2 separate regions of the Homo sapiens genome follow, and region 1 is linked to region 2. Evidence: chromatin loops called from intact Hi-C (ENCODE). Cell type or tissue: endothelial cell of umbilical vein. All regions are shown on one strand. Links, peaks and the distances in the headings refer to the core of each region. The heading gives the core; the rest is flanking DNA. Region 1 overlaps CREB1 (cAMP responsive element binding protein 1). Region 2 overlaps METTL21A (methyltransferase 21A, HSPA lysine).

Evidence for each region. Hi-C counts contacts between places; a loop is a spot of excess contacts. Peaks named below come from ENCODE experiments on the same cell type or tissue, not always from the same donor. Only the 100,000 strongest peaks of a DNase experiment are listed, where the experiment ranks them.
Region 1: a loop joins it to region 2, with 5 times the contacts of the local background. A loop is called at or near these places in 3 of 110 quality-filtered maps.

What each region holds. Positions count from the first base shown.
Region 1 is chr2:207,545,612-207,555,981 of GRCh38, forward strand. CREB1 (cAMP responsive element binding protein 1) reads left to right here. Exons shown (of 8, transcript NM_004379.5): 2 at 10,017-10,138. The coding sequence starts at 10,025. Among named protein-coding and RNA genes, the nearest start is that of CREB1, 21 kb to the left of the region's middle. In endothelial cell of umbilical vein, for the core only: no CTCF peak of the experiment used is centred there; a DNase peak (open chromatin) is centred at 4,620; H3K27ac peaks cover 1,673 bases.
Region 2 is chr2:207,613,247-207,623,616 of GRCh38, forward strand. It overlaps METTL21A (methyltransferase 21A, HSPA lysine), which reads right to left. Exons shown (of 4, transcript NM_001127395.5): 3 at 8,560-8,671; 4 at 1-197. Among named protein-coding and RNA genes, the nearest start is that of METTL21A, 7.0 kb to the right of the region's middle. RefSeq lists an enhancer at 6,567-6,656. In endothelial cell of umbilical vein, for the core only: no CTCF peak of the experiment used is centred there; a DNase peak (open chromatin) is centred at 4,205; H3K27ac peaks cover 2,066 bases.

The DNA of each region.
Region 1 (10,370 bases), core at 684-8,683, 68 kb before region 2:
TACGTAGTAGGCGCAGAATATTTGTTTAATGAGTGATTCTCTATTAAAGGGTCATAAATTTGAAAGGTAAAGGTTAAGAACAATTTCTCTTTAGAGTTGTACAGATTAAAGGAAGTGAACTTTTTTTTTTTTTTTTTGTGAGATGGAGTTTCGCTCTTTCTGCCCAGGCTAGAGTGCAATGGCGCAATCTCGGCTCACTGCAACCTCTGCCTCCTAGGTTCAAGCGATTCTCCTGCCTCAGCCTCCCGAGTAGCTGGGATTACAGGCGTGCGCCACCACGCCTGGCTAATTTTGTATTTTTTTAGTAGAGACAAGGTTTCTCCATGTTGGCCAGGCTGGTCTTGAACTCCCGACCTCAGGTGATCTGCCCGCCTTGGCCTCCCAAAGTCTTGGGATTACAGGCATGAGCCACCGCACCTGGCCAAACATATTTTTCTTTAACTGAGGAAATTAGATTCATTGTCCAAAGCTTAAAAGGAAGATTTTCTACTTTGAGTTTTTATTAACTCTGATACTTTACTATGACAGTACTTCCAGCCTCTGAGACATGAGAAATAGCGTGAGATTGTAGTAATCAAAATGACCTTACCAGAAATCACCACCAGGTTGGTGAAAAACAGTACATCTACACAGAAGGATGGACTTGATGTTGATTCTTTCAAGATTAAAGATGAAGATGCCCGAACTTGAAGCAAGTCTTTTATCAAAACCGTACATAAAGCAAAACACACTGTATGATACTGTAATGGTGGACACATATCATTACGCATTTATCTGTAGAATGTGCAACACCAAGAGTGAACCGTAAGATTAAAAAAGAAACAACAACAATAGGCTGGGCGCAGTGGCTCATGCTGGTAATCCCAACACTTTGAGAGGCTGAGGTGGGCGGATCACCTGAGGTCAGGAGTTTGAGACCAGCCTGGCCAACGTTGTGAAACCCCATCTCTACTAAAAATAAAAAAATTAGCTGGCTGTGGTGGCGGGTGCCTGTAATCCCAGCTACTTGGGAGACTGAGGCAAGAGAACCGCTTGAACCTGGGAAGCGGAGGTTGCAGTGAGCTGAGATCATGCCACTCACTGCATTCCAGCTTGGGGGACAGTGAGACCCTATATCAAAAAAAAAACAAAAAACAACAAAAACAAATCAAAGCCTGTACATAAAGTATGTACTGTTGCCTGCATGCCATTTGTCAGTTTTAAAGATTAACCATGGTCAGTTTTTAAATGTAGTCCAGTATATCCTTGGTACCTTTGAGTTCTTGGGCTTTTTCCTTTGCTGTTTGACTAGTAAGCAAAATGTAATAAAAGTAATTAGCATATTGCATAATAGTCCACATAGTTCCATTCCCAAATATTACAGAGAACTCCTCATTTTTTGTAATATTGGAGGCTGTTATAACCCTGAAGTCTTGAACATTCCTTACAAATCTCTTGACATCTTTTGTTCTCCATCTGTGAAGTTAGCTAACACCAGAATTCCTGTATTATGACTCCTCCCATAACATGTGCTGTCTCACCTCAAGAAAACTGAATTTTCACTCTTCCATGTCCAATTTGTAAATAATTCACCAAGAATAACATTTCAAAATTTAGTTCAAAATAACAGATGTTACTTCATAAACTTATTTAAAAAACACTTGGACATTCATCTCCCATTTGGATGTAGTGATTTTGACGTAATCACTTTGATTTTCTTAAGTAAATGTAAGTAGGCTATACATATTTAACTTCGGGGCATAGTAACTTTTGGGTACTTACAGTTTCAGCATTGAGCTAGTTTACGAAGCAGAACTAACATTTGAAGACAGCTTCATTCTTTAGTCAACATAAAAATTGTTTTTGTCAAAGTAACTGTATGTAGGAAGTATGTGATCCTTTTTTTCTTAAAAAAATGAGCTCCAAATAGCCATTTAGTAACACTTCATGTATAGAGGTTTCTGTGAGATCAATTCTTCCAAGTGTTCAAAGTGTAAAAAGCTGTGAAACACCCATTAAGTGGGTGTTTGGAATGAAAGGGGAATGGAAAGAGATGAGATAAAAATATTATCTAAAATATTGCATAGTCGTGGCTGCTGCTTTGCTAAGCAACACTGTCTCTTGGTGGTCACATACATGAAGACTTGTTTCAAATTCATGAGTATAGTCTTACCTGAAGGAAAACAAGGCAAGTAAACTTTGCAAATACTTAATTTCAAACAAACAAACAAAAAACTTTAAGAAAGCACTACAGCTTTCTTGTTGAAAGGCGCTATAGAGTTAGTCACATATTCTGAGATGGCTGTCAAACCATGCAATATGTTTCTATATATCAGATGATTTTTTTTTTTTTAAATTGAGATGGAGTCTCATTCACCGTGTCACCCAGGAAGGAGTGCAGTGGTGCAATCTCGACTCACTACAACCCCCACCTCCCGGGTACAGCATTCTTGTGCTTCAGCCTCCTGAGTAGCTGGGATTACAGGTGCACACCACCACGCCCAGCTAATTTTTGTATTTTTAGTAGAGACGGGGTTTCACAATGTTGGCCAGGCAGATCGCAAACTGCCTCAAGTAATCTGCCCGCCTAGGCCTCCCAAAGCGCAGGGATTACAGGTGTGAGCCACTGCATCTGGCTGGCATTATTTCTAACACACTTCTGTTAAATACTTCCTTCAAGAACAATATCTTTGTCATAGAATATGCTACATTTTTTAAAAACAAATTTATTTATCAAGGATGGCATTCAAATACCCTGGTAATTACAAAACTGCAATGATAAAATACAAAATATTGAACTTAAACAGTTTCTCTGAGCTAAATCCAATAAATAAATCAGGGAATTTGTTTTCTTAAATAATATTGAAAAGATTCCTGGGGCCAGGCCCGGTGGCTCACACCTGTAATCCCAGCACTTTGGGAGGCTGATGCGGGTAGATCACCTAAGGTCAGGAGTTTGAGACCAGCGTGGCCAACATGGTGAAACCCTGTCTCTACTAAAAATACAAAAATTAGCCAGGTGTGGTGGTGCACATCTGTAATCCCAGCTACTTGAGAGGCTGAGGCAGGAGAATCACTTGAACCGGGGAGGCAGATGTTGCAGTGAGCCGAGATCACTCCATTGCACTCCAGCCTGGGCAATGAGCAAAACTCTGTCCCCGCCTGCCTCCCCCGCTCCCCCCCAAAAAGATTCCTTTTTGCTATTTATTGCCCTGTTTTTGATGACTATGGTGGTGGTTGGGTTATTTTGGTATTTACTATTAATACAGTTTATAAAAGTAAACAAATTTTCAAGCTTGCTTTTATTTTTGTCATATAAGTAATTTAAATCTTATCAAATTCAGATCACAGAGTTAACTTCATGTATAACTTTTCTTGCTTTGTAATATCTAGATTGGAGGCTGAAATAAGGATTTGTTCTCTGTTAAAAGCAGAAAGACCTTGGTAGGAGCACAGGGAAAACTCAGCTTGATAAAGATACCAATTTATTTTCATTTATCACATTGTCTGCTCTGACTTGTTCCCTTAAAATATTTATAACCTTTGTTACAGTGTGATCAGTCTAATCTAAAGTTTATTCAGTTGAGGTTGATCTATGTTGAGGAGTGTGTGTACATATATACATACATGTATATGCATATGACATTTGAATATGCTTTTTTGCCTGTCTGGTTTCAATGAAAGTGTGCTATATTTAACACCAATAGACTATTATTAGCATCAGAAACCTGGAGCATTGCTAAGTTTCCAGTATTGATTAGATAACAGCTCAGTTCTGCCAGGTTGGACATATGGTAAAGATAAATGACAAGTATTTTAAGGTTAACCCTCCCCCGCTTAAAAAAAAAAGGTGCAGGAAAAAAAGTAGGGGAAAACAGTAGACAGTGCACCCTAGTTATTGATTCTTGGAAAGCTAAAATCTATCGTGTAGCACCTGAACATTATAACACTTTAGAAAATTAAGACATTTGAAGGATGTAAGAATGTATCAGCAAGGCTTTGGCTGGGGTGCAGTGGCTCACGCCTGTAGTCCCAACACTTTAGGAGCCCAAAGCAGGCAGATCACAAGGTCAGGAAATCGAGACCGTCCTGGCTAACACGATGAAACACAAAAAAATTAGACGAGCTCACACCTGTAGTCCCAACACTTTGGGAGCCGAGGTGGGCAGATCACAAGGTCAGGAGATCGAGACCATCCTGGCTAACATGGTGAAACCCCATCTCTACTAAAAATACAAAAAAATTGGCACACACCTGTAGTCCCAGCTACTCGGGAGGCTGAGGCAGGAGAACTGCTTGAACCCAAGGGGCGGGGGTTGCAGTGAGCTGAGATTGTGCCACCACACTCCAGCCTGGGCGAAAGAGCGAGACTCCATCTCAAAAAAAAAAAAAAGAGAGAAAAGAATGTATTAGCAAGGCTTTCAAACAGTTACCCTAAAAACTAAATACAGGCACAACATAACTGTGTAGACATAATTATGTATCACATGTAGGTACTTATAGATATATTTATGCAGAGTATTTTTAGTTAACATATCTGACTGTGACAACAAAATAGTCATTTAGTTTGAAAATCATGTGCCCAAATATGTGTTTTGCTGTGGTTACCCTGGAGACTTTGGAGTTCTGCCATGTGATTTCCTTAAATCCCTGGAATTTTTGATTGCTGAGAATTCAGGAGGAGTTGCCCACTTGTTAGTGTGCAGGGAAATGTGTTTTTCTCATTTCTAGTTGAGGTCATTCTTTTTTTTTTTTTTTTTTTAAACCATAGCATGTGTTCCATTAGTTATGAATGTATTATTTCTTTAGAGTCAAAATTCACAACTCATTTCTTTGAATATTATCTCTGATCCTAGATGGGATCAAAATTGCCCTAGATTTAGGAGTTTTAAAAGTTTACTAGGTTGTGGGGAAGATGGGTTTATTTTTCATAAACTTGAACTAGAATGTTGACGATTATAAGGACTGGGACACTTCCTAAAGGTCAAAATATTTTAAGGCGAAAGTATGTATTCTTTCCTTTTGCCTAATGATTGAAAGAAAAAGTGGTAATATGCGCTTGCTTTCTATTATGAGCTTTAATTTGTAATTTGATGAAGATTTTTGTTAACTTGCTATAGGTAGTCAGGTAAGGAAACAGTGGTGCCAGAATTTGTCCCTGATTCAGTATAGTTCTGTGCAGGTCTTGAGTAGATGAATTTAAATGCTACTTTATTAGTAAGAGTTAGATGGTCAGCCTTGTACTGAGAACCTCCAACCTTCTTCCCAGCTTTATTTTTCTACACGCTTCCCATCATCTGACTTACGTGTTTTACTTGTTTACTAGAATGTAAGCTACATACAAGCAGAGTTTTTAAAATTTTTATTCTGTTCATTGCTTTATTCTGAGTGGCTATTATCGTTTACCTTTTTTCCTTGTTTTCTATGCAAAGTCTCTTATCAGCCACTACTTGCTCATTTCCATACAGGGCTATAGTTCAACCCTTTGCTGATACCATTTTTCTTATAGAAAAAGTTCTTCCAAAACTTATCAATACTGTATTCATCATTAATGCCTCTTTGGAATTCTCTCATTCTCCTGACTATTGCTGAACATAGTCTCTTCTTTTAAATGCTGAGGAAGCACTCATTTGACACTTTGCTGAGATGTTTACCTAAACTACATTTTAAACTTTTTAATTACTACTGTTTTTACTGTGGAAAGGGGTGTGAAAGTGTTACAGCCCTTTACTATTGGGAAATCTAATCAGATAAATTTCGTGAGGCTAGGATGGAAAGGAAAAACTTTACAAGTTAAGCAAAGGGACTGTTAATTAACTGTTTAATAACTCTAACGACAGTTATGACCAGAGCAACATAATAGATAAAAGACAATCTCCACTAAGAGCCTTCATTGGGTAATAGTATGACTTGTAGTTTTTTTAAAAAATGCTAATAATCTCAGGTTGTATTACAGTCTCATGGTTATACAGATGGATGGGAATATCTCTATTTGCCTAGGATCAAGAGGCTAGGTGACCTCTTACTCAATGGGTCGTTCTTTGTTATATGTATTAGTATATAGTAAAAGGAAATACTTCCTTTACCATAAATGTTATTTTATTACGTGGCCATGTAATTATGGTCTCAGCTCCTAGGATCAGAGGATTTAAACTTAGAAGACATTTTTCGGCTGGGCACAGTGACTCAACACCTGCAATCCCAGCACTTTGGGAGGCTGAGGTGGGCGGATCAGGAGGTCAGGAGATCGAGACCATCCTGGCTGACACAGTGAAGCCCCATCTCTACTAAAAATATAAAAAATTAGCTGGCATGGTGGCGGGTGCCTGTAGTCCCAGCTACTCAGGAGGCTGAGGCAAGAGGATTGCTTGAACCTGGGAGGCGGAGGTTGCAGTGAGCCGAGATCGAGCCATTGCACTCCAGCCTGGGCAACAAGAGCGAAACTCCGTCTCAAAAAAAAAAAAAAAAAAAAAAAAATTAAGAAGGCTATCCTCTACCCTAAAAAGGATTGGTAGGCTGCTTGAATGAAATGATAATAAAACACCAGTTGTTTAAATGGGGCTCCTATACACACTTTGTTTTAAAAAGAAATATCGAGTTGTGGAGGGAAGAGGATGAAAAACATTTTGAGTATGTCTTTGTAACTAAAATTTACTTGGATTCACTAATGGCTTTGTTCCTTTATTGTAATGGAGTAATATTTTCTAAAACAAAAAGTTGTAATGGTGTTCTATACCTTAAATGTCAAAAAAGATTAAGTAGTCTCAATGTGTTGTAAATAAAAATGAAAGAAATGGTCAATCTGTGCATTAGATTGTGTTTAATCAAATGGTAGGGTAAAACTACGCATACCAGATGACAGCATAGCTTTAAAAATGTGGCTTGGAATAAAGTCTTTCAAAAATGGTTGTGTATACCCTGTCTACAAAGGAGGTATGATACATTTGTATTTATCTTTATTCTAGATAAAATGATGGTTTACAGGGGGAGAAAATGAAGAAAAAATTGTGAATGTCTTTTTTTTTTTTTTTTGGTAAGACAGTCTTGCTCTGTCACCCAGGCTGCAGTGCAGTGGCGCGATCTCGGCTTACTACAACCTCCGCCTCCCGGGTTCAAGCAATTCTCCTGCCTCAGCCTCCCAAATATCCCAAGTAGCTGGGATTACAGGCACCTGCCACCACGCCCAGCTAATTTTTTGTATTTTTAGTAGAGACCGGGTTTCACCGTGTTGGCCAAGCTGATCTCGAACTCCTGATCTCAGGTGATCCACCCGCCTCGGCCTCCCCAAGTGCTGGGATTACAGGCATGAGCCACCGCGCCCGGCTGTGAATGTCTGCTCTTAATACTTTGACTCATTACTGTCATTGAGTGTATTCATTTGTTTATTTTATTTTATTGTTATTGAAACTAGTTTTTTGTTTTTATATGCCATTTTCTTCAAGATGAAAATTACGGATAACTTACAGGTAGACTTTTTTTTTTTTTTTTTTTTTTTTGAGATGGAGTGTCACTCTGACACCGAGGCTGGAGTGCAGTGGCACCATGTTGGCTCACTGCAACTTCTGTCTCCTGGGTTCAAGCAATTCTCCTGCCTCAGCCTCCCGAGTATCTGGGATTACAGGTGCCCACTGCCACACCCGGCTAGTTTTTATGTTTTTAGTAGAGATGAGGTTTCACCATGTTGACCAGGCTGGTCTTGAACTCCTGACCTCAGGCGATCCACCCGCTTTGGCCTCCTAAAGTGCTGGGATTACAGGCGTGAGCCATCGCGCCGGGCCCAGGTAAACTTTTGTTGTTGTTGTTTGTTACATTTGATGTCTTTCTTATTTTGAGTTTAAAAGACCACAGTTTGCAAAATATAACTCAGTGAATTAATCAGTTATTATTTGATAATTTGATTATTTGATAATAACCAGAGTTATTTGATAATTTTTAAGTTTTCTTATAATTTAGAAATACAGGGTGAATAGGCAAAATGTAAACAAAAATGGTAATTTCATATAAAAAAGTATCTGGTGTTTAAAAAACTTTGTATGCATCTCAAAATCATGATTAAAGTATAGTTTTGGCTTATTAAAGTGTTATATATGTCTTCTGATATTAAAATTTGTTTTAATTATCCAAGTAATCCTGAATCCATTCTCATGGGAAGAAAGATACTTAAGTCAATATTAAAATACTGAAATATGTGAAGAGTTAAAGGTGAAAGTCATTCTGTACAGTTCTACAAAATTCTGTTTCTCTGTTCAGAGCTACTGCTTATAGTTTAGTGTTTAATCTTGCACACCTTTTGCATGCATAAACCTTTACAACAATTTGTTTTACTTTTTTAAAAAAATAAATGGGGCTCTATTTTACAATGTGTCAATATATTAATTTTTTTTCATGGTTACAATTTTGTAATGGTTCTCTTAATGATGGATAATTGTTTTCAGGGGTTTTTTTGCTATGATTTAAAAAATTTTACAGTGAATACTGTTGAGCTACATCTCTGGATATTACTATCGATTATATGGTCAGTGCACTTGTGGCTTTATGAATATTTTAAATAATGTAGTCAAGTCTGTTGATCTTTTTCCTTGTCATCTGTGTTTTGTGGATTTTGGTATTTCCAAACTATATTCATTTCTACAGAGTTATTTTCATTTCCATTTTTTGAACTGTCACTTGTAAAACACTTTCTTTTTATAGAACCTTATGAGTGATAGCAAGATGTATTAGTATGTAATACATTGTGATGGAGTGTAATGATCACAAGGATCAGTGACAGTTTTGATGACCAATTTCAGAGTTATAAAATAAATGAAATATATTCTGGAAAAGTCATGGGCTTTTTGTGTTGTTTGTGGAATCACTAAAGGTAGTCCCTCACTATTAACAAATTTGTTTTGACACATAATATGTGAGGCACTGAATTATAATAGGCACTAGAAACATTGCCTATTTTCCTGAATCCTTTAGACAGGATTGCTTCCCCAGTTACCAGAGATTTCTCTAACCTTGATTTACAGTAGCTACTGCTGGTAGGAATTGCTCTCCACTCCACTTTTGCTGCCATCCAGTGTTACATTACCCTACAAATATACTAAGTGCTTAGCAAAGCAGAGTCCAAATGTAAGATCAATTTTTGTCTTACCCAGAATTTTACAATTAAAATATATAAATAAAAGATTTCTCTGTGTGTGGATGTATGTGTACAGTATAGTGTTGCATGCTATACATGGGGTGAGGTATCAGAATGCTTTTTCAGTGTTTGGCACCTCTAATTTGGCTCTGTGGCCATTTATTCCACCTTTCTACCTTGAAATTCCACAACTTGGGCTCTTGAAATTACCTGGTATGGTGCAATGCACGTGTATTCTCAGCTACTCCAGAGGCTGAGGCGGGAGGATCACTTGAGCCCAGGAGTTTGAGGTTGAGATTGAGATGAACTGTGAGAACATGCTACTGCACTCCAGTCTGGGCAACAGAGCAAGACCTCATCTCTAAAAAATTTTGGGCTTGAAACGGGCTGATTTTGTCCTACCACTAGTAATCACTTTTAGAAGTAGCTTACAATTGCTGTTTCTTCCTTCTTATGGGGGGAAATACCCTTATAGGAGGTATTATGAAGCCAATATCTAATAAACTCTGTCATCATTAGCTCACTTCCACTCTTCTGCCATCTCTCTGTACCTGATTAGTATAGTTTTGAAAAATTATAATTTTGCTACCACTGCACCTCTCCTTGTTAGTAGGGGAGATTTATGTAAGAGAAGAATCTTTTATTTCTAGACAAGGTAATATCCCATTGGGAAGAAACAGCCAAGGGAGAAGAAATGTTTTTTTCTTCTTTGAAGGGACTAGAACTTTTATAGCTCAGCAAATTTGAATAAGTTTGATGGTAATTCAGCTACATTATATTTTAGCTAGATTTCTGAGTTCATTTGGTAACCTAACCACCACATATATACCTATTTATAACTTGAAATTTGCCTTTAAAGTCACGAAAGCACAAAGCACTGTGGTGCTTGTAACACTCTTCCATATTATTATAGGTAACTAAATGACCATGGAATCTGGAGCCGAGAACCAGCAGAGTGGAGATGCAGCTGTAACAGAAGCTGAAAACCAACAAATGACAGTTCAAGCCCAGCCACAGATTGCCACATTAGCCCAGGTATAAAATACATGGAGAGATTCCAGTTTGTGTCTCTTCCTAGAGGAATACGTTTCCAAGAGAATTTAGTTGTTATTACATAGATATACATAGAATGAGCAGAGATACTCTTACAATATCAAAATTCCTATTTACTTAGTATTAGAGTATATTTAGAAATGATAGTATTAATTCAATAACAGTAAAATGTATTATTAAACAATAATACAGTATTTTTAGTGAAATGATCCAG
Region 2 (10,370 bases), core at 796-8,795:
GAATGTTTCTTCTAAATATATGATATCAGCACCAAGTATCAGGTCAAATTCTCCAGGAGAAAAACTCCCCAAATTTTGTCCCCAAGTCAGCTCCTTAACAACAGTTTTAGTTTGGATATGAGGAGGTAAGTTGGCTTGAACGTTTGATTTAAGAAATTCTAATGCTACTTTTCGATCCGTGATAGTCACATGAGCACCTACAATGTGGAACAAAGAAAAAGTGATGTGTACATCAGTACAATTCTGTTAGGTAGAGAGGGGGTCAAGTTAAATGTAGAGTGTCTCTTAAATATTGCATCTGATATGCATAATATCAATCACACCTTTCATGGACAGCTGCAATAGAAAAATGACTCACAGCTCCTTTTGCATTAACTACTGGTAGAAGTGACTCTTGATTTGCCTCTATGACATACCTGCTATTTGCTAAAATTGTGCCTATAAATTGCAGAATTGGCTGGGTGTGGTGGCTCATGCCTTTAATCCCAGCACTTTGGGAGGCCAAAGCGGGTGGATCACCTGAGGTCAGGAGTTGGAGACCAGCCTGGCCAACATGGCCAACTAAAAATACAAAATTAGCCAGGCATGGTGGCGGGCACCTGTAATCCCAGCTACTCGGGAGGCTGAGGCAGGGGAATCACTTAAACCTGGGAGGCAGAGGTTGCAGTGAGCTGAGATCTCGCCACTGCACTCCAGCCTGGGTGACAAGAGCAAAACTCCATCTCAAAAAAAAGTAGAATTAACCAGTGACACGGCTGATGCTTCTGAATTCTGCCAACAGAGCTGGCCCATACTTTATTCATTGGGTCATTATCTTTAAGTCAGTTGGCCGCAGGCTAAAATGGAATCCAAGAATGAAATATCTGGGAGCAGGCCAGGTACAGTGGCTCATGCCTGTAATCCCAGCACTTAGGGAGGCTGAGGTGGGAGAAGCCCTTGAGCCCAGGAGTTCAAGACCAGCCTGGGTAACACAGGGAGACTCCATCTCTACAAATAATTTTTTTTAATTAAGCACAGTGCACACCTGTGGTCTTAACTACTCAGGAGGCGGAGGTGGGATATCATGTGAGTATGGGAGATCGAGGCTGCAGTGAACTGTTATTGTGCCTGGGCAACAGAGCAACACCCAGTCTCAAAAAAAAAAAAAATATCTGGGAGCAGACTATTATTGCAAAGATGACAAGATACCAAAAACAGAGAAAGGCTGTTTTGTAAGGTTACAGTTTAAAAAAGAATCATGGAAGAAATAAATTGGCTACTAAGAAATCCCAGTCCACTTCTCCTTAGGCTGTTATGAAGCAGCCAACTTACATGTTTTACGTATTTCTTGAAAAATTGTAAGCTTAAAAATTACTTAATTTTATTAATGTAGGTTAAAATGCTTGTTCTTAATGCTAAGTTTCTACACACAGTGTAGAAAAACTAAACTGTTTCTTATGGGTTGTTGACAAAAAGATCCTTTTTTTTGAACCAATGTGGGTAAGAGAAGACCTTAAGGTGGAGCAAGCACATAAGGTCAGGTCGGATCCACCTCATCTACGTTGTAGGAAAGATATAATATGTGTAGTACTCTTTACTTCTGACCCCAGAAATTCTGAAATTTAAAATTATGTTTCAATCTTTCATAAAATTCTTTCCATTTGCATCCTTCTTCAGTTTGTAATCTTCATAGGTAATCTTCCCACAGGATTCCAGACTAGTTGCAATAAGCACTATTTCAGTGGCAGCTGATACTCAGTGTTTCTTATCTTGACACATAAGTTAGGGCAGTAATTCAATTTGACATTTACAGTCCTACTATGAGATACTGATGAAAATGCTCAAGTTGTTAGATTTTACAAGCCTGAACCTACCACTTTGACCATTCGTTGCTAGACAGTGTGTTGCCCAATGGATAGATTTCAATGACAGTTTTCATCTTTTCTGAAAATAAAAATTGCAGACAGCCAGGCCGAGTAGCTCAACCTGTAATCCAAGCACTTTGGGAGGTCGAGGCAGGAGCATCACTTGAGCCCAGAAGTTCAAGACCAGCCCTGACAACATAGAGAGATCCCATCTCCACAAAAAAATAAAAAAATTAGCCAGGCGTGGTGGCACTATTCAGGAGGCTGAGGTGGGAGGATCACTGGAGCCCAGGAGGTCAAGGCTGCACTTAAAAGAACAACTTTAGGCCAGGCGTGGTGGCTCACGCCTGTAATCCCAGCACTTTGGGAGGCCGAGGCAGGTGGATCATAAGGTCAAGAGATCGAGACTATCCTGGCCAACATGGTGAAACCCCGTCTCTACTAAAACTACAAAAATTAGCTGGGCATGGTGGCGCGTGCCTGTAGTCCCAGCTACTCAGGAGGCTGAGGCAGGAAAATTGCTTGAACCTAGGAGGTGGAGGTTGCAGTGAGCCGAGATCATACCACTGCACTCCAGCCTGGCAACAGAGTGAGACTCCGTCTAAAAAAAAAAAAAAAAGAAAAGAAAAGAAAAGAAAAGAACAACTTTAACTTACCACTTAAAGAACAAGTATTTTCACTTACATTACTGTCATACAATTCAGTAATTTTTCAGTGATTATATATGTATTACATAAACACATATAGATTGGCTGCTTCATAACAGCCTAAGGAGAGGTGGACTGGGATTTCTTAATAGCCAATGTCTCTCTTCTATGATTGTTTTTTTTTTCCCAAACATACAGAGAGGGTTTTGCCATGTTGTCCAGGCTGGCCTCCAACCCCTGGGCTCAAGCAATCCACCCGTCTTGGCCTCCCAAAGTGCTGGGATTACAGGCGTGAGCTACTGTACTCAGCCCTATTATTCTTTTTTAAAATTTTAACCTCACGATACAGGCTTTCCCTATTTTTGGTATTTTGTCATGTGAGCAATGAGCCATGGTCATGCCACTGCACTCCAGCCTGGGCAACAGAGCGAGACCCTATCTCTTTTAAAAAAAAAAAAATGCAGACAGCCTTTTCCAAGGTTTGAGTTAGAACTGTATCTCTGAATTTCTTAACAGTACACAGAGCACTCTGCAGGCAATATTGGAGTGACTGAGTCATCTGCACATCACCTCAGTATTCATTTTACCAGCTCATAGATAAAGGCCTTCTCTAATGCCTGTCCCAGGCATTTCAAAGGCTACTTCTAACCTGGTAGGTATTCCAGAAGTCTGAATAGGATCTTAATGTCAGTTGACCACCCCCTGTAATTCCACACATATCTGAATGACTACCATCAGCCATGGAACAGAAACCTCTCCCCTCATACAACTTACATTCAAGTGAGAGATAGGCAGTAAGACGTTTTTTAAAAAAACAGAATATCCGGCTGGGTGCGGTGACTCACGCCTGTAATCTCAGCACTTTGGGAGGCCAAGGCGGGTGGATCACCTGAGGTCAGGAGTTCGAGACCAGCCTGGCCAACATGATGAAACCCTGTCTCTACTAAAATTACAAAAAATTAGCCAGGCGTGGTGGCAGGCGCCTGTAATCCCAGCTACTCAAGAGGCTGAGGCAGGAGAATCGCTTGAACCCGGGAGGCAGAGGTTGCAGTGAAGATCGCCCTACTGCACTCCAGCCTGGGCGACAAGAGCGAAACTCCCATCTCAAAAGAAAAAATAGAGTGAAATCCAGCAGCAGCATTTCCTTCAGCCCCACTCAGCCACAGAGGCACAGACCAGGGACAGTGGAAGGCTGCAGTTAACCTGGCTTGTTTTGAAGCAAGGAAAGGCAGGGAGTCGGTGTCAACCGTACATGAAGATGGTGATAAAATGACTGCCTGTGAGATTTATGCTGGGTAAGGAGGGTGAGACAGTATTTAGTTCAGAAAAGACTAGTGGAGACTGACCCAATAGGACAACACAGTATGCTGTCCATTAGTAATGGGAAAAGAATGTATAAACATGTGTCATCAGTTTTCGTTTTAGTTTTATAACACCTTATTTATGCAAACATTCGAGCACATACTATGTGCTAGAGATACAAAGATGAGGAAGAAAGTCCTTACCCACAGCTCAAAAGTCTCATGTGGGAGAGACACATAAACACAGTTGTGATGCAGTGTGGGAAGAAAAATAATAGAAACATGAGTGTGCGCAGGAAATCATGAGGTCACAAAGGAGAAATTCTTCAAGAGGAGCAGAGGTCAAAGAAAAAATCCCAAAGGAAGGGAAATCTGAGCTTACGCTTAAAAGATGAGGCATGAACCAAGGAAAAGGTGTGAAGAAAGGGCATCCAAGGCAGATGGGACAGGCCAGAGCAGGATGTGTGTCCCAGGAACTTCATGCACTCCAATCTTGCTGAGAAAAAGTGAGGCTGAAGAGTCAGGCAGGATGCGATAACAAAGCCTTACTAAGACGCCTGGGATTTAGCCTGCAGGCAGGCAGTGGGAAGGCAAACAAGTGTTCAAGCACAGGTCATGCCATCAATTTTGCATTTCAGATGGGCCACTCTGACAGCTATTGAGAAAATAGGTTTAAAAAGACGAAACAGAGGCAGACAGGCCAGGTGGAAGAGTGATGTGATCATGCAGGCAGGTGACAGATGATGAGAGCTCAAGCCAGGCAGTGGGAGTGGACAGAGAGAGACAGATCCAGGAAATAGTTAAAAGACGGAATCAGTGGGACTCCAAGGGGTAGGGGAGGTAGACGGGGAGTCAAGGAGTTGGGTGGGGGCGGTGACTACTTAGAAGGTGATGCCAACTCAGAATAAAGGAGGAAGAACAAGTTTAGAAAGAAAAGAGTTTGGCTTTAAACAGATACCATTTGAGGTGCTGGGAAATAGCCAGGTATAGATATCCAGCTTTCAGTTAAACACACAAGCCATAAGTTCAGCTGAGATTTGCACTCGAATTACAGGAAAATCAAAGACAGTATCTTCCTCAGCATTATATTTCAAGACAGTGGTCCCCAGCCTTGGCTGGGCATCAAATCACATGGGAAACTTTTAAAATTCAGATTCCCTGACCCCATCCCAATTTACAGAATCCTCCTATCTTCAAGATGGGGTGTTTTTATTCTATGGATACAGCAGTTCCCTCTTATCTGCAAGGGATATGTTCCAAGACCCCCAGTGGATGCCTGAAACCACAGATAGTAACAAACCCTGTATATAAGATGCTTTTTCCAATATGTATATACCTATGGTAAAGTTTAATTTCTACATTATACACAGTAAGAGATAAACAATAAATAATAAAACAAGATAATTATAACAATATACCATAATAAAAGTTATGGGTGGATCACAAGGTCAGGAGTTCAAGACCAGCCTGGCCAAAATGGTGAAACCCCATCTCTATTAAAAATACAAAAAAAAATTAGCCTGGTGCAGAGGCAGGTGCCTGTAATCCCAGCTACTCAATGGGCTGAGGCAGGAGAATCGCTAGAACCCGGAGGCGGGGGCAGAGATTGAAGTGAGCCGAGATCGCACCACTGCACTCCAGCCTGGGTGACAGAGTGAGACTCCATCTCAAAAACAACAACAACAACAAAAGGTATGTGAATGTGGTCTCTCTCTCTCTCTAAAAAATATCTTATCATACTCTAGTCACCTGTTTTCAGACCAAGGCTGACAGTGGGTAACTGAAGCCAGGGAAAGTGATCACAGGTGAGGGGGGACTGCTACAGTTCCAAGTACCATAAGACCAGGGAGATTTTCAAACTAAGAACGAGGATTTGAGAGTCAGATTGGATTCAAATTCTAAGCACAATCCATTAGCTTTGTGACCTCAGGCAAGTTACTTACCCTCCAAGAAGCCTCCCTTTCACCACTGGAAGGGCGCTATAAGTAGGTAAGGCCTACTTACCATGCAGGGTGACTGTGAGAATGAAAGGGTGTAATGCACAGTCCTCAGAACACAGGAACTACTCAGGAATTAGCAGCTGGTTTTTAACAGGAAAGTCTCATCACCCTATATTAATATCTACATAGCACCGCTTTTTTTTTTTTTTTTTAATCTTCTTTCTTTACCTCTACCCACTAAACTCAGAACGTAAGCTTCCGGAGACACCTGCCAGCCTGTTTATTGCCCCATCCACAGTGGACCGCCAGGCTTCTGGTGGGTTCTCCCCAAATTCAGGAATAAATGACTAAGGTTACAAAAAGAGAATATACTTTAAAAAGAATAATAATTAATCTCTTCCTGACATTTCAAAATCACTACCTATTCTAGTACTCACTGATTCTATTTTGAAGAGACTAACATTTTCTTACCCTCAGGCTCCAACAGCAAAACTTCTCCAACCTAACACTTTGTAGTGACTACAAATAGTGAGTATGAAAATCATACAGTAGCAGAGAAATGCTTATGACATAATGTGAAAACATCATTTGTATAGGTGTGTGTATACGGATACACAAAACACACATACGCAGACATATATATTTACATATATATAATCATAATTACAACTATGATTAAAAATACAGATGGAGAGAAACAAAACATACCAAAATGCTAATGGTAACTCTGGTGGTATCTGAAATATCTTATTCTGACTTTCCCAACCCCAGAGAACCAGATTGCTAGATCAGAAAAAGCAGTTACTCAGAGAGTAATCAACACTCGTGGAGCACTTCCTTTGTGTCACTCAGTGAGCCAGCAGATGTTATACACGCAATCTCATTGGTTCCTCACTGTGGAGTAAATATTACTATTATGCACAATGTACAGATGGGGTAATCAATGTTTAAAGGTTAAGCAACTTGCCCAAGGTCACACGACTAGTAAGAATGAAAAGAAATGTCAAAACCAAGTATAACTAAGCCTATGCACTTTGCTACACTAACATGTCTATACACCAGCCAAGAAAGTTTTGCATGAAGCCCTGGTTCTCAGGAGGAAACAGAAGAAACCTCATTTCCCCTTATAGTAACTCTTATATCAGCAGAGAGAGAAGTTGGTGTTACAGAAAAAAATAAAACAGGCCAGGCACGGTGGCTCACTCCTGTAATCCCAGCACTTTGGGAGGCCAAGGTGGGCAGATCACCTGAGGTCAGGAGTTCGAGACCAGCCTGGCCAACATGGTAAAACCCCATCTCTACCAAAAATAAAAAATTAGCTGGGCGTGGTGGCACATGCCTGTAGTCCCAGCTACTAGGGAAACTAAGGCAGGAGAATTGCTTGAACCCGGGAGGCGGAGGTTGCAGTGAGCCGAGATCATGCCACTGCACTCCAGCCTGGGCAACAGAGTGAGACTCCATCTCAAAAAATAAATAAATAAAATAAAATAAAATAAAATAAAATAAAACAACTAACTGTGTCTAACAAGCCTGGTTTTGAGTCCCAGATCTCCAGTGATCAGGACTTCAGAAAGTAGCTTCATCTCCCAGAATCCCAGCTTTGTTTGAAAAATGAAAATTAAAAATAATACCTAACATACACGGGAATGTTCTAAGGCTCACCTGAAAAGAATAAAAGGCAGTGTACCAGCAAGGGCTTCATCGATGACTTAAGTGCTGTGGTTGAAGACGGACGGAAACCTCTGTCAATTTACACAGACTTTCAACCACCACCCCTGCCCATGCTCCCTGTCGAATTTTGGAAAGCAGCAGCTAAGCAGAAAAAGAAATAGTGAAAAAGTATTGGGTTTCTGGAAAACAGGCAGGACAAAAGAGGGGCTTTAGCTGGTCCTCAAATATCTGTAGACAATGCGATGGGTTTAGAATACTCTGGAATCCTGGATCCTTCCTACCCAAGTGTAGTCTGAGAACCAGCAGTGTCGGCATCACTACTGACATTTCTACTGCTTGTTAGAAATGCAGGTTCCCAGGCCCTGGTCCAGCCCTGCCAAATCAGAATCTGCATTTTAACAAGAGCACCAGGTGACAATATGGAAGTGATAAACATTATACATTGTATCTTGAAAGCTGGTCTACCCTTATGATTAGATAGCTTGAACTATATATGTCAGAAGTTATAGAAATGAGTCAATAGTCAATAATAAAAATAACAATGAAGCCTAAAAATGCTCTAGCTCCAAGCCTCAATTAATGTGTGTATACCAAATTTTAAAATGACAAACTTTGATATCAAGTCAGAACTGTATACTGTTCATACAATTTTAAAAATAAGAAGTCAGTACAAACTATAGTGGGGGCTAGCCCTCCCTACAAGAGAAAAACCAGCAAAGTTTCCTCAGCAATGAAGAAAAGACTATCTGCTCTATCTCCCTCACAGGGTTAAATCAGATAGTGTATGGGAAAGAAAGCCCCTGAATGTGAAAAAAACTCTATACATGGGTAAGATTATTCTCCTTGAATCAACTCACTTTAAGATCGTATTATTGGCATCACAGAATTGAAGGGGGCAGAGCAATCTCCCATGGGAAGTATAAATAACAGAGTGTGTGTGTGTGTGAGAGAGAGAGACAGAAATTAGAGAGAGAGAAATTAGCCCGTTAGCCTCACTGGAGTTAAGAACCCCAGCAGTTGGCCCACAACTCATAAGTATAAGCAAAAGATAATAACCCAGTAAGGGGAAAACCCACGAAGGGTTTTGCGCTAAGAAAACAGCAAATGCACCTCTCAATGAGTTCTGCTCACTAAGGAGTCAATGCATGACACTCACCCAGCAGGGCAGCCACTATGCCCACCAGCCCCGTGCCAGCACCCAGCTCCACGGCAGAGCGGCCCCTGAGCTCCACAGCTCCCATCTCCAGGTATGTGGAAAGAACGATGGCCTGAATGAAAACACAGTGTGATGACGATTAAGGTCAACATGTGCTTGAGTAGCTGCAGGGTTTCAGGTCAGCTACACCCACCCCTCTCCCACTTCGAGGTTCAATTCCCAGCTTAACAACACACACAGGAACTTAGCTGGTGCAGCAAGGTAACCTCCCCCTTAGAGCAAGCACAGGGTCCCACAGCAGTGCCCAGAGATGATGCCCACACTAAATGGGGTCCTGCTGGATCTGGAAAGCTTAATTTTTTTTTTTTTTTTTTTTTGAGATGGAGTCTCAGTCCATCTGTCACCCAGGCTGGAGTGCAGTGGCACAATCTCAGCTCACTGCAACCTCCACCTCCCAAGCTCAAGCGATTCTCCCACCTCAGCACCCCCAGTAACTGGGACACAGGCGTGCACCACCACACCCAGCTAATTTTTGTAGTTTTTTTGGTAGAGATGGGGTTTTGCCATGTTGGCCAAGCTGGTCTTGAACTCCTGAGCTCCTGCGTCAGCTTCCCAAAGTGCTAGGATTATAGGCGTGAGCTATCACACCCAGCCTGGAAAGCTTAACTTTTTACTGTGTCACAGCACTTTTATGCTTGAAGTTTACACAACTATTCTGCAAGAACTGACATGAACAATTTCTATGATTTTGTTTAAGGGAATGCCCAGTTCCTAAACCAAACTCAGGTCAGCAAAGCCACAACTTCACCCATAGGGAAAAAGCAACACATTGCCCAAGGGTCTCTGAACTGCGTCACTGATGGTCATCGCCCCACAGGGGCCCTCACCATACGTTTTGGGCATCAGAAGGTAAGTTTTGGCCAAAGTTTTGGATACTTGATGTGTGGTTTCAACATTTGTTTATGACCCTACAGAAAGAAGTGTATAAAGCTAACATAACTTGTTACTATAATTTATTTCTCACAGCCGCATACTGTGAGTATAATTGGCAATTCCTCTTCTTGGTGAGCATTTACGAGTCTTCCCATTCCTCGTTATTATTTATCTTTTTTTTTTTTTTGAGATGTAGTCTCACTCTGTCACCCAGGATGTAGTGCAGTGGTGCAATCCCAGCTCCCTGCAACCTCTGCCTCCCAGGTTCAAGCGATTCTCCTGCCTCAGCCTTCCGAGTAGCTAGGACTACAGGTGTGCGCCACCACGGCTAATTTTTGTATTTTCAGTAGAGATGGAGTTTCGCCATGTTGGCTAGGCTGGTTTCGAACTCTTGACTTCAAGTGATCTGCCCACCTCGGCCTCCCAAACTGCTGGGATTACAGGTGTGAGCCACCACACCAGGCCTATATCTTTATTATTACCAGAGTAACTTCCATGTAGTTACCTGGACTGGATTCCTAGAAGTGGTATTACTACATTAGAATATATTGAGATTTTTATTCCTACGTGTTTAACATCCCTAACAATGTTAAAACTGTCAAACTGTATTTATGCCAATCATGCATTCAACATTAATTGAGTTCCCACTGAGTCCTAGGTGTGGGGCTAGATGCTGAGGGCTCAAGTCAGAACAGGGCAGGGAGAGGAAGAAGTTAAAAAGCAGTTACAATTTTTTAACAATTACAACTATGGAAAACTTAAAGAAAACACATAATCTCCATTTTGGGCTCTGCCACTTTACAATACTCTGTGAAATAAAGAGACTAACTCGGCTGGGCGCTGTGGCTCACGCCTGTAATCCCAGCACTTTGGGAGGC